2 separate regions of the Mus musculus genome follow, and region 1 is linked to region 2. The links are chromatin loops, found by intact Hi-C in ENCODE. Cell type or tissue: left cerebral cortex. All regions are shown on one strand. Region 1 overlaps Myadm (myeloid-associated differentiation marker). Region 2 overlaps Cacng7 (calcium channel, voltage-dependent, gamma subunit 7).

Region 1 (5,000 bases), 47 kb before region 2:
GAACTCAAGGCCAGCCTGGTCTACATAGCAAGTTCCAGGCCAGTAAGGCTTACATAGCAAATGCTTATCTCAAAATAGAAAAATAGAATATATATATATATATCAGTGGGTGAGGGACGCAGGGACACATCTACTGCAGAACACGGAAAGAGTTCAGAGGACAACTTTTGGGAGTCGTTCTGCCTGGCTCCAAACTCACACTTTTCAAGTAACCATAAAAATCTCTCTCGCGCCGGGTGTGGTGGCACCCACCTTTAATCCCAGCACTCGGGAGGCAGAGGCAGGCGGATTTCTGAGTTCGAGGCCAGCCTGGTCTACAGAGTGAGTTCCAGGACAGCCAGGGCTATACAGAGAAACCCTGTCTCGAAAAACCAAAAAAAAAAAAACTCATTCTTTCTCTTTCTCTCTGTCTCTCTGTCTCTCTCTCTCTCCCCCCTCCCTCTCCCCTCCCCCCTCCCACTTTCGCTCTCTCGGCGGGGGTCTTGGCACTACCTCCTGGTCCCTGCCACATTGCCCTGGCTGAGGCAACTTAAAGCCCTTATAAGGAGCAGAGACTCTGGGGCCAGGCTGGGCCTCCCGCCTCTACAGCCACCGCCCAGGGATCTCCCTCTGCAGGCTGCAAATCAGGGCTAGGTTAACATCACTCACGCCCCTCGCGAGCCTGAGGGCGGGCCCTTTGTCCACATTTGCTTCCACCCCACCCACGCAGCAAGTTCTGGGAGAGGAAGGAGAGGGGCGGCGCTTCCTCAGGGCAATCTCTGGGGCCTCGCCTGGGGGATCTCTGCCAAGTATGCGTCCCCACTGGGAGACACGTCCCAGCTGTGGAGTCTAGGGCTCCGGGGTCAGAGTGCTGCAAGGAGGACTGTCTGAATTCCACTCTGACTGTCGCTCTCTTCCTCCAGGGCTTCTGATCAGCCTTTTCCAGGTGTGCAACCCTAGCCGCCTTCGCAGCCGGAACTTTCTCCTTCCGGGTCCTCTGTTAAGGGAGCAGGTGAGTGTGCTCCGAGTCCTAATTCCTAGCTCTTGAGGGTGGAGCGGACTTATTTGAGGGTCAAGAAACTGGGGTGGGGAGCTGTGTGTACAATTTTTAGGGAAGAGGATGGGGTTTAGATTTAGCCGGGAGTCGTTAAGAGTGGAGGATTTAGAGCCCTGTACTATGTTTAAGTAGATGGAGGTGCACCAGGGGCCAGAACCCCTCAGTTTAGTAGTGTATGCCTGAAAACTGAATTGAGTCTATGGTAGGAAGACTGGGGATTCCTGGGACAACTAACTAGCTTAGGCAGGAATACTGAATTGGATTTATAGGAGGAGAGGAAGGACTAGATCCTGGATCCCTGGGTATGAGGAAGGAGGGGAGTTGTGCCTAGATTCCTAGATCCTGAGAGACAAGGGACCTGGAGGAGTTCCAAAGGATAGAATCAGAGGCATCCATGTGTGTAAGAAGTTGTATCCAGAAGCTGGCTCCTGTGTACTTCGGGAGCTGTTCTGGGACAGTGTGAGCTTCCAGAGGTTAAAGCAAGCCCTTCTGTCTTTCCGTGGGCTTGACCTTAGCACGACTTTTCTTCGGGGGAAAGTTATGAATAATTCTGTGTTCATCACAGAACACAGGATGATGGGCTGCCGCGCGGTGGTGGCTACACCTTTAATTACAGCACTCCAAAGACAGAGGCAGGCAGATCTCTTTGAGTTCGAGGCCAGCCAGCCTGATCTGCATAGTGAGTTCCAGTACAGCCACAACAGAACAAACAAACAAACAAAGATGCAAGGTCAAAGAGACCAAAGTTAACCCAAGTGCACTGGGTGAGCCAGTGAGTGGACTGGAAATACTTGCAGGGGCATAGAGAAGCCCACCCCAACATGGAAGACTCATGGAAGACGCATTTCTGGGGTACACTGCTCAACTTGTAGTCAGCTGGGCAGAAGAGTCTTCCTGTCCTCTCTTAATTGTTTGCTGCTCATATATTACTTCAGCTTTGGGAGGGGCCTCATAGCACAGCCCTGTAACTTTCTGAGCCTTGGGGGTTCTATGGTTTGTCTTTCTAACATGTAATTATTGTGTGTGTGCATGTATGTGTACACCCCATAGCCAGTGTATGGAGGTCAGAGGACAATTTGCAGAATTCCACATGGTCTATCCACCATGTGGGTCTTGGGGACAGAACTCAGCTTATCATGCTCTGTTGTAAGTCTCTTTCTTTCTTTCTTTCTTTCTTTCTTTCTTTCTTTCAATTTATTTATTTATTTTCCATATATGAGTACATTGTAGCTATACAGATGGTTGTGAGCCATCATGTGGTTGCTGGGAATTGAACTCAGGACCTCTGCTTGCTCCAGCCCTGCTTGCTCCAGCCCAAAGATTTATTTATTATTATATGTACGCTGTACATATAATAATAAATACATACATAAGTAATATTATTATTATAATAATAAATAAGTACACTGTAGCTGTTTTCGGACCCACCAGAAGAGGGTGTCAGATCTCATTACGGATGGTTGTGAGCCACCATGTGGTTGCTGGGATTTGAACTCAGGACCTTCAGAAGAGCAATCAGTGCTCTTACCTGCTGAGTCATCTCAACAGCCCATGTTGTAAGTATCTTTACCCACTGAGCCATTTAGTTGGCCCTTAGTCTCTATAGCTTTTGAGTTATTTGAGTCCCTCCCCTCCCTCTATCAGCTGATGTTCAATTCAGAAGAAATAACTACAGAACTGACAATAGTAATAAGAAAATTGGACCTGGAAACCACCTTCTCATATCTTTAGTGGCATCAGCCGAGAGGTCAGACAGTTAACATCCTGAGAAGGGCTCTGGCATTTGGTCCTAGTTCTGAGCCTCTAGGACAAGGAGACAGAAGCTGTGGTTTGCAGTGTAAAAAAAGAGATGTGGCTGGGCAGTGGTGGCACATGCCTTTAATCCCAGCACATGGAAGGCAGAGGCAGGTGGATCTCTGAGTTCAAGGCCAGCCTGGTCTACAGAGTGAGTTCCAGGCCAGCCATGGCTACACAGAGAAACCCCGTCTCGAAAAAACAAAACAAACAAAAAGATGTTAGTCCTTCCACTCACTTCCCATGTCAGGGTTACATGGTACACTAGAAGGCCGAGAGGCCTGTCCTGAGGTCTAGCCCTGCATGACTGATCTCGAAAACTAGAGATTTCAGTGGACTGCTCAATGAGAATGGAGGGAGTTGAATTTTCCTGTACTTGAGGTACCTGTTAGCTGAGTCCCTGGAGGAAGTGATAAGCTCAGAGATAAGAAAGCAGAAACTGAGCAGTCTTCAATTCTCCAGGTCTGAGGTAGGATTGGGGGTGGGGTGGGTGAAGCTTGAAAGGAGGGGAGAAAGAAAGCATAATGTTCCTGGTCAGAGATCTCTGGAAGAGGAGTGAGAAGGATGCAGGTCCAGTACTCTGGTTAGATGTGGGAGGTGGAATAGAAGATGGAATTTTGAGTGGGTAGGGGCTGCTAAGGTCTATGTTGCTCTTATGTACACGAAATCTTTTCACAGGGCATAAAGTATGAGGAAGTTAGAGTCTTGGCTATGGAGAAGTTAGAGATGACTGAGTCGCTGTGGATAAAAGAGGGAACTTTGTACACAGGGCCTGGGGTAAAAAAAAAACCCTAGGTCACACACAGGAGGAAGTGAAGTACAGGCTAGATCTTAGACCATATCTTTCATTGCTGGGTGGGTGGTTTTGTTGTTTGTTATAAAACAGGGTTTGTTTGTTTGTTTGTTTGTTTGTAATAAAACAGAGTAGCCTTGACCATTCTGGAACTCACTCTGTAGACCAGGTTGGCTTTGTTTGTTTTAAAGGCAGAACCACATTCTGTAGCCCAAGCTAGCTTGGACTTTATTACAGAGCCGAGGCTGGTCTCCATCTCACAGTAGCCTTCCCACTTTAGCCTCCCAATTTCTAAGATCATGGGTGTGCCCTTCTTGACTTGGTTTGCGTAGTGCAGGGTTCAGATCCAAGGCTTCCTGAATGATATAGACAAGCGTGTTACCAGCTAAGCCACATCCCCACGGTCAAAGTTGTAGGTGTATGTTTGGGGTGAGTCTGTATGTGTTCGCATGGAGGTCAGAAGTTGGTTTTTTCCTTCCAGGAGTTATGTCCCAGTAAGCCAGCTCTAGTTTTCCAGCATGGCAGCACACACTCCCGTGGATAGGATGCTGACTCCCTGGGAAAGGGAAGCAAGAAGTATAGCTTTGAGTGTTTGGATTTTGGGTTTTCTTATGGGTAGGGCTAGGATGAGCCTAGAACCTAGATGACCAATTCATTTTTATAGTTTATAGACAAGTTCCATATATTAAGACACATCCTTTTCAGAATTCAAAGTAATTTGTTCCAAAACGGATGAGGGCTGGGTACCTGGATTCCTCAGTATGTGAGATCTTACCCAAATGCTTTTCCTTTTCTCAGCCATGCCGGTAACAGTAACTCGTACAACCATCACGACTACAACGTCATCCTCCACCACTGTGGGGTCCGCTCGGGCGCTGACCCAGCCGCTGGGCCTCCTCCGCCTCCTGCAGCTAATATCCACCTGTGTGGCTTTCTCGCTGGTGGCCAGTGTGGGTGCCTGGACAGGGCCCATGGGTAACTGGGCCATGTTCACCTGGTGTTTCTGCTTTGCTGTTACCCTCATCATCCTGATTGTGGAGTTAGGTGGACTCCAGGCCCACTTCCCCCTGTCATGGCGAAACTTCCCCATCACCTTTGCCTGCTACGCGGCCCTCTTCTGCCTGTCGTCTTCCATCATCTATCCCACCACCTATGTGCAGTTCCTAGCTCATGGACGTACCCGGGACCATGCCATCGCTGCCACCACTTTCTCCTGCGTTGCCTGTTTGGCGTATGCCACTGAAGTGGCCTGGACCCGTGCAAGGCCCGGTGAGATCACTGGCTATATGGCTACCGTGCCAGGGCTGCTCAAAGTTTTTGAGACCTTCGTAGCCTGTATCATCTTTGCCTTCATCAGTGAGCCGCTCCTGTATAATC
Region 2 (5,000 bases):
AGTGCAGAGTTGGGAGTCAAACTCACTTAGTTCGCCTCCAGAAGTCGTATTTTTAACTAGCACAGTTATTTTAGGAATTAACAGTTTGCAGAGCTCTTTATTTTGGGTGCACTATTTTATTATTTTAATTTTTCCCCCAAACAAATAAACAAACAAAAATTTTTCCCAATTTTTTAAATTATGTATTCTTCATTTACATTTCAAATGCTATCCCAAAAGTTCCCCCATACCCTCCCCCCCTCCCCACCCACTCCCACTTCTTGGCCCTGGCATTCCCCTGTACTGAGGCATATAAAGTTTGCAAGACCAAGGGGCCTCTCTTCCCAGTGATGCCCGACTAGGCCATCTTCTACTACATATGCAGCTAGAGACACGAGCTCTGGGGGTACTGGTTATTTCATATTGTTGTTCCACCTATAGGGTTGCAGACCCTTTCAGCTCCTTGGGTACTTTCTCTAGCTCCTCCATTAGGGGCCCTGTGTTCCATCCAATAGATGACTGTGAGCATCCACTTCTGTGTTTGCCAGGCACTGGCATAGCCTCACAAGAGACAGCTATATCACAAATAAGATTTTTATAGTGAGCAGTCACAGGCCCATCACTTCCAGTCAGCTGGTGGTCTGTTACCGGGTTTACATTTTCTTCTATCTGTACCTGTTTCTGTTTTTCTTTCCTTTTCTTTTATCCCATCCCCATATCTCCCTTCCTTTCCATTTGCTTTTGCCTTCCCTCCTCTCCCCTTCCCTTCTCTTTCCTTTTTCTTCCTTTTCCATTCTTGGAAAAAAGGTCTCAAATAGCTCAGGCTACCTTTAAATTCACTGTGCAGCTGAGGACGACCTTGAGCATCTAAGCTTCCTGCCTTCGCTTTCTGAGCACTAGAAATACAGGCGTGTGCCTTACCCAGCTTACATGGTGCTGGGCATCGAAGCCAGGGTCTAAATTCTTTATCTAAGCTTCTATCTCTCTCTCTCTACCTATCTCTCTCTCTCTATCTCTCTCTATCTATCTCTCTATCCATCCATCCATCTCTTACTGCTGTTTTTTAAACATTTCAGGATGTAGTTCAGGTGCCCTTCACTCTCAGCACTTCACAGTACATGCCATTAGCTAGAGTTTAGATTTCATCTACAGCTCCTCTGTCTTCTGAGGTGCAAGGCTCTTTATCTTTAGCATGTGTGATCTCACACTGCATCCTCTAAAAAGTCTATGGGGTGTTGTTAGCGCTCACCTGATAGAGTGAGGGATCAAAGATCCACACAGCCGAGTCACCAACATGAACAGCTTCCAGATGATGCCAGTGTCTGGAGATCACAGCGAAGTTCTTTGGGGGCGTCTTATCCCTCCATCCCTGTCCAATCCAATTCATTCCAGACCAGTTTACTGTAATTCCAATATACTTCATCTCAACAATCCAGTCTGATTGACTGATATCTAAGAGTGTGTATGTGTGTGTGCCCATGTGTGTGTTATGCATATGAGGTATGTGGGTCTGTGCATCTGTGCATGTAGAGCCACAGCAGAATGTTGTGACCTTCAGTCATATGCTGCATTATTGCCTTGATAAAGGGTGTGTTACTGCCATTTCAGTTAGACTGGCTCCAACGAGGTCTATGGATCTGCTTGTCTCTGGCCTGACTCCCCAGTGCATGGGTCACAGACATGGGTCAGCCAAGGCTTACTTGGTAAATGGATGTTGGAAATTCAAACTTGGGTACTCATGCTTGAACACTAAGCACGCTTATCCACTGAACCATCTCCTCATACATAGATATATAATCTGCCACAACCTACGGTGTTTCTCCTTCACCCTGCTCTCCCACAGGGTCCATCTTTGTAGGTCACTGTGGAAGCAGTTGCAGAAGGATGTCCCTGCTCCTTCCCCAGCTCTCTTGAGGCCAAACCTTCCCCCAGCCTTCACCCTAACCTGAGAAGACCTTTTTCAAGGAAAGCAGGGTACAGCCTCTGTGCAGATTCAAATCACAACATTCGAGCCAGACACCGAGCTAAAATAAGACATGTTGGATATCACGATCCAAAAGTGTCAGAACAGAAAGGGCTCATCATTTCTGAGATGGAAAAATAGTAGCCTAGAGAGAGAAAGTGGGGCAAGAGTGCATCCCATGGGGACTTTTATTCAATCTACCCAGTATGTTGTATATAAAGTCCCTCTGTTTGCAGACCACAGGGATGGAACTGGTTGATTCAGCCAGTCAATGGCAGAGCTGGGCTTTGAACCAAGTGTATTCTGATTCTAAAATCCACTGTGCAAGCGCTGAACCAGTAACTGTCTGCCCAAGCTCAAACTGCAGATTAATGATGCCTTTGGGGCTGAGAGTCAGAGTTCTGGTCTCCAAATGGGAGAGACTGACGTCGAGTGCGTGCATGCGTGCGTCTCTGTGTGTATGCATGCATGTGTTGTCGTATGATGTGTGTGGTGTTCTAGTTTGATTTCTGAAACAAAACATTCAGACTAATAGTAACTTAGAGGAGTAAAGGGTTTATTTGGCTTATAATTTCAGTCGATCATTTCAGGAAAAGCAAGGCAGGAGCCCATGCAGCCAGTCTCGTCACATGTGCTGTCAAAAGTAGAGAGAGCCGGGCGTGGTGGCGCACGCCTTTAATCCCAGCACTTGGGAGGCAGAGGCAGGCGGATTTCTGAGTTCGAGGCCAGCCTGGTCTACAAAGTGAGCTCCAGGACAGCCAGGGCTATACAGAGAAACCCTGTCTCGAAAAACCAAAAAAAAAAAAAAAAAAGTAGAGAGAAATGAAAGCACCCGTGCTGCCTGCTTGCTTTTTCAGCTAGTGTCTTTTACTCTTAAATAGCTGAGGTCCTATCCCAGGAAATGCCTACATTCACGATGGGTCCCACCTCAATTAATATTTGAGACAACCCCCAGGCGATGGTGGCGCACGCCTTTAATCCCAGCACTTGGGAAGCAGAGGCAGGTGGATTTCTGAGTTCGAGGCCAGCCTGGTCTACAGAGAGTTCTGGGACAGCCAGGGCTACACAGAGAAACCTTGTCTCGAAAAACCAAAACAAAAAAAAAAAAAAATTGAGACAATCCCTCCAACCCCCAGATGATTGGTTAGGGCAACCTGATCTAGATAATTCGTCATTAATACTCCCTTCCTTGTGGGGTTAGAGAGAGGGCTCAGCAGCTAAAAGCTCTGAAATTTTCTTCCAGAAGAAAATTTTTTTGGTTCCCAACACCCACATTGGGATGGCTCCCAACCCTCCCTAATGCCAGCTCTGTAGGACCTGCCTCCACGGGTGCATGCACTCACATGCACATATCTCTTTATAAACACACACAATAAACATTTAATTTTCATTTATTTTAATTAAAATGTGTAAAAATAATGACTTCCTTCCTAGGTAGAACTAGTCAGCACAGATACATAGCGATGAGCTTAGACAAGCTCTTTCTCTGTAGGCCGGAAACTCATGGCAGTCCACCTACCTCAGCCTCCCTAGTGCTGGGATTATAGACATATATTGCCATGCCCAGACTAAATCTCTTTTTTAAATTCATCTTAGAGTGAATAGATTTTAGTCTATTCACCCTATCCCAGGGTATTTGCTTATGCACCTTCAAGCTTGTGGCTTTCAGCAGCTGAACCACAGCTATAATCTTTGAGAGATCCCCTACTGCCTGGATGAGCTCTTTCTGAGAGATGAGAGAACAGTTTTAATACCTTTAAAAAAGGGTTATCTATTTATTTTATGTTTGTGAGTACACTGTAGCTATACAGATGGTTGTGAGTCACTGTGTGGTTGCTGGGATTTGAACTCAAGACCCTTGGAAGAGCAGCCAGTGCTCTTATCCACTGAGCCATCTCGCCAGCCCAAGAGCAGTTTATTACTTTGGCTCACGATCTCAGAGATTTCATTCTGTGTATTGGCTGGCTCCATTGTTGTAGGCCCGTGTCGAGGTGGCTCGTCGTGGAGGCAAAAGTCTATGTTTGGGGCAGGGAGATGGCTCAGTTGGTAAAGAGTGACTGCCTTGCAAGATTGAGGATCTGAGTTCGGATCCCTAGCACCACATTAAAAGCAAGCAAGCAAACAAACAAACAGTGGCTATGGCAGTGCATGCCTGTATCCCAAGCACTGAGTAGGTAGAGACAGGTGGTCCTTCAAACGTATAGACTTAGCTGAATAATGAGCTTCAAGTTCAGTCAGAGAATTTGCCTCAGGGAATTAGGTAGAGATGACTGGTGAAGACACCAGGCCTCCCAGCTCACCCTGTTCTCTCTTTGTCCCCTTTTTTTTTTATTTAACTTAATTTTATTTGAAGATTTATTTACTTATTTATTTATTTATTTATTTATTTATTTATTTAATGTATGTGTGTACACTGTAGCTGGCTTCGGACACACCAGAAGAGGGCATCAGATCCCATTACAGATGGTTGTGAACCACCATGTGGTTGCTGGAAATTGAGCTCATGACCTCTGGAAGAACAGTCAGTGCTCTTAACCGCTGAGCCATCTAGGCCTCCCCTCTTTGTTCTTCAAAAAGTGTTTTATTTTATTTTTAATTCTGTGTGTCTGTGTAGGGTGTGTGTACAGGAGAATAGAGGAAGGTGTCAGATCCCTTGGAGCTGGAGTTAAAGGTGCTTGTGAGCTGCCTGATATAGGTGCTGGGAACTGAATTTGGGTCCTCTGCAAGAGGACGCACTCATAACTGAGTTCTCTCCATCCCCTCCATGCACATCTGCCCCACCCCCACTCCCATCACCACCGTCATAAACCACAACTGTTAAGTTGGACAAAGTTACTAGAAAGCAGTGAGTGAGGGCCGAGCCAGGAGGGAACCTATAATCAAGGGCACATCCTCAAGTGATCTACTTGATCTACTTTTAGGCTAAGTCTTACCTCCTAGAGTTTTCAAAGGCTTCCAAAAATCATACTTCCAGCTGGGGAACAAAATTCCATATATGTGCCTGTGGGGCTACATTTCACATTCAAACCATAATGTGTCTTGAAATATTTCTTTTTCT

What was found. Hi-C counts contacts between places; a loop is a spot of excess contacts. Peaks named below come from ENCODE experiments on the same cell type or tissue, not always from the same donor. Only the 100,000 strongest peaks of a DNase experiment are listed, where the experiment ranks them.
Region 1: a loop joins it to region 2, with 5 times the contacts of the local background. A loop is called at or near these places in 2 of 42 quality-filtered maps.

Annotation. Positions count from the first base shown.
Region 1 is chr7:3,292,301-3,297,300 of GRCm38, forward strand. It overlaps Myadm (myeloid-associated differentiation marker), which reads left to right. Exons shown (of 3, transcript NM_016969.2): 2 at 903-991; 3 at 4,422-5,000. The coding sequence starts at 4,424. Among named protein-coding and RNA genes, the nearest start is that of Myadm, 4.2 kb to the left of the region's middle. In left cerebral cortex, a CTCF peak has its summit at 2,461 (motif pointing right); a DNase peak (open chromatin) is centred at 706; H3K4me3 peaks cover 197 bases; H3K27ac peaks cover 293 bases.
Region 2 is chr7:3,339,358-3,344,357 of GRCm38, forward strand. All of the region lies in intron 4 of Cacng7 (calcium channel, voltage-dependent, gamma subunit 7), which reads left to right. Among named protein-coding and RNA genes, the nearest start is that of Cacng7, 9.0 kb to the left of the region's middle. In left cerebral cortex, no CTCF peak of the experiment used is centred here; a DNase peak (open chromatin) is centred at 1,996.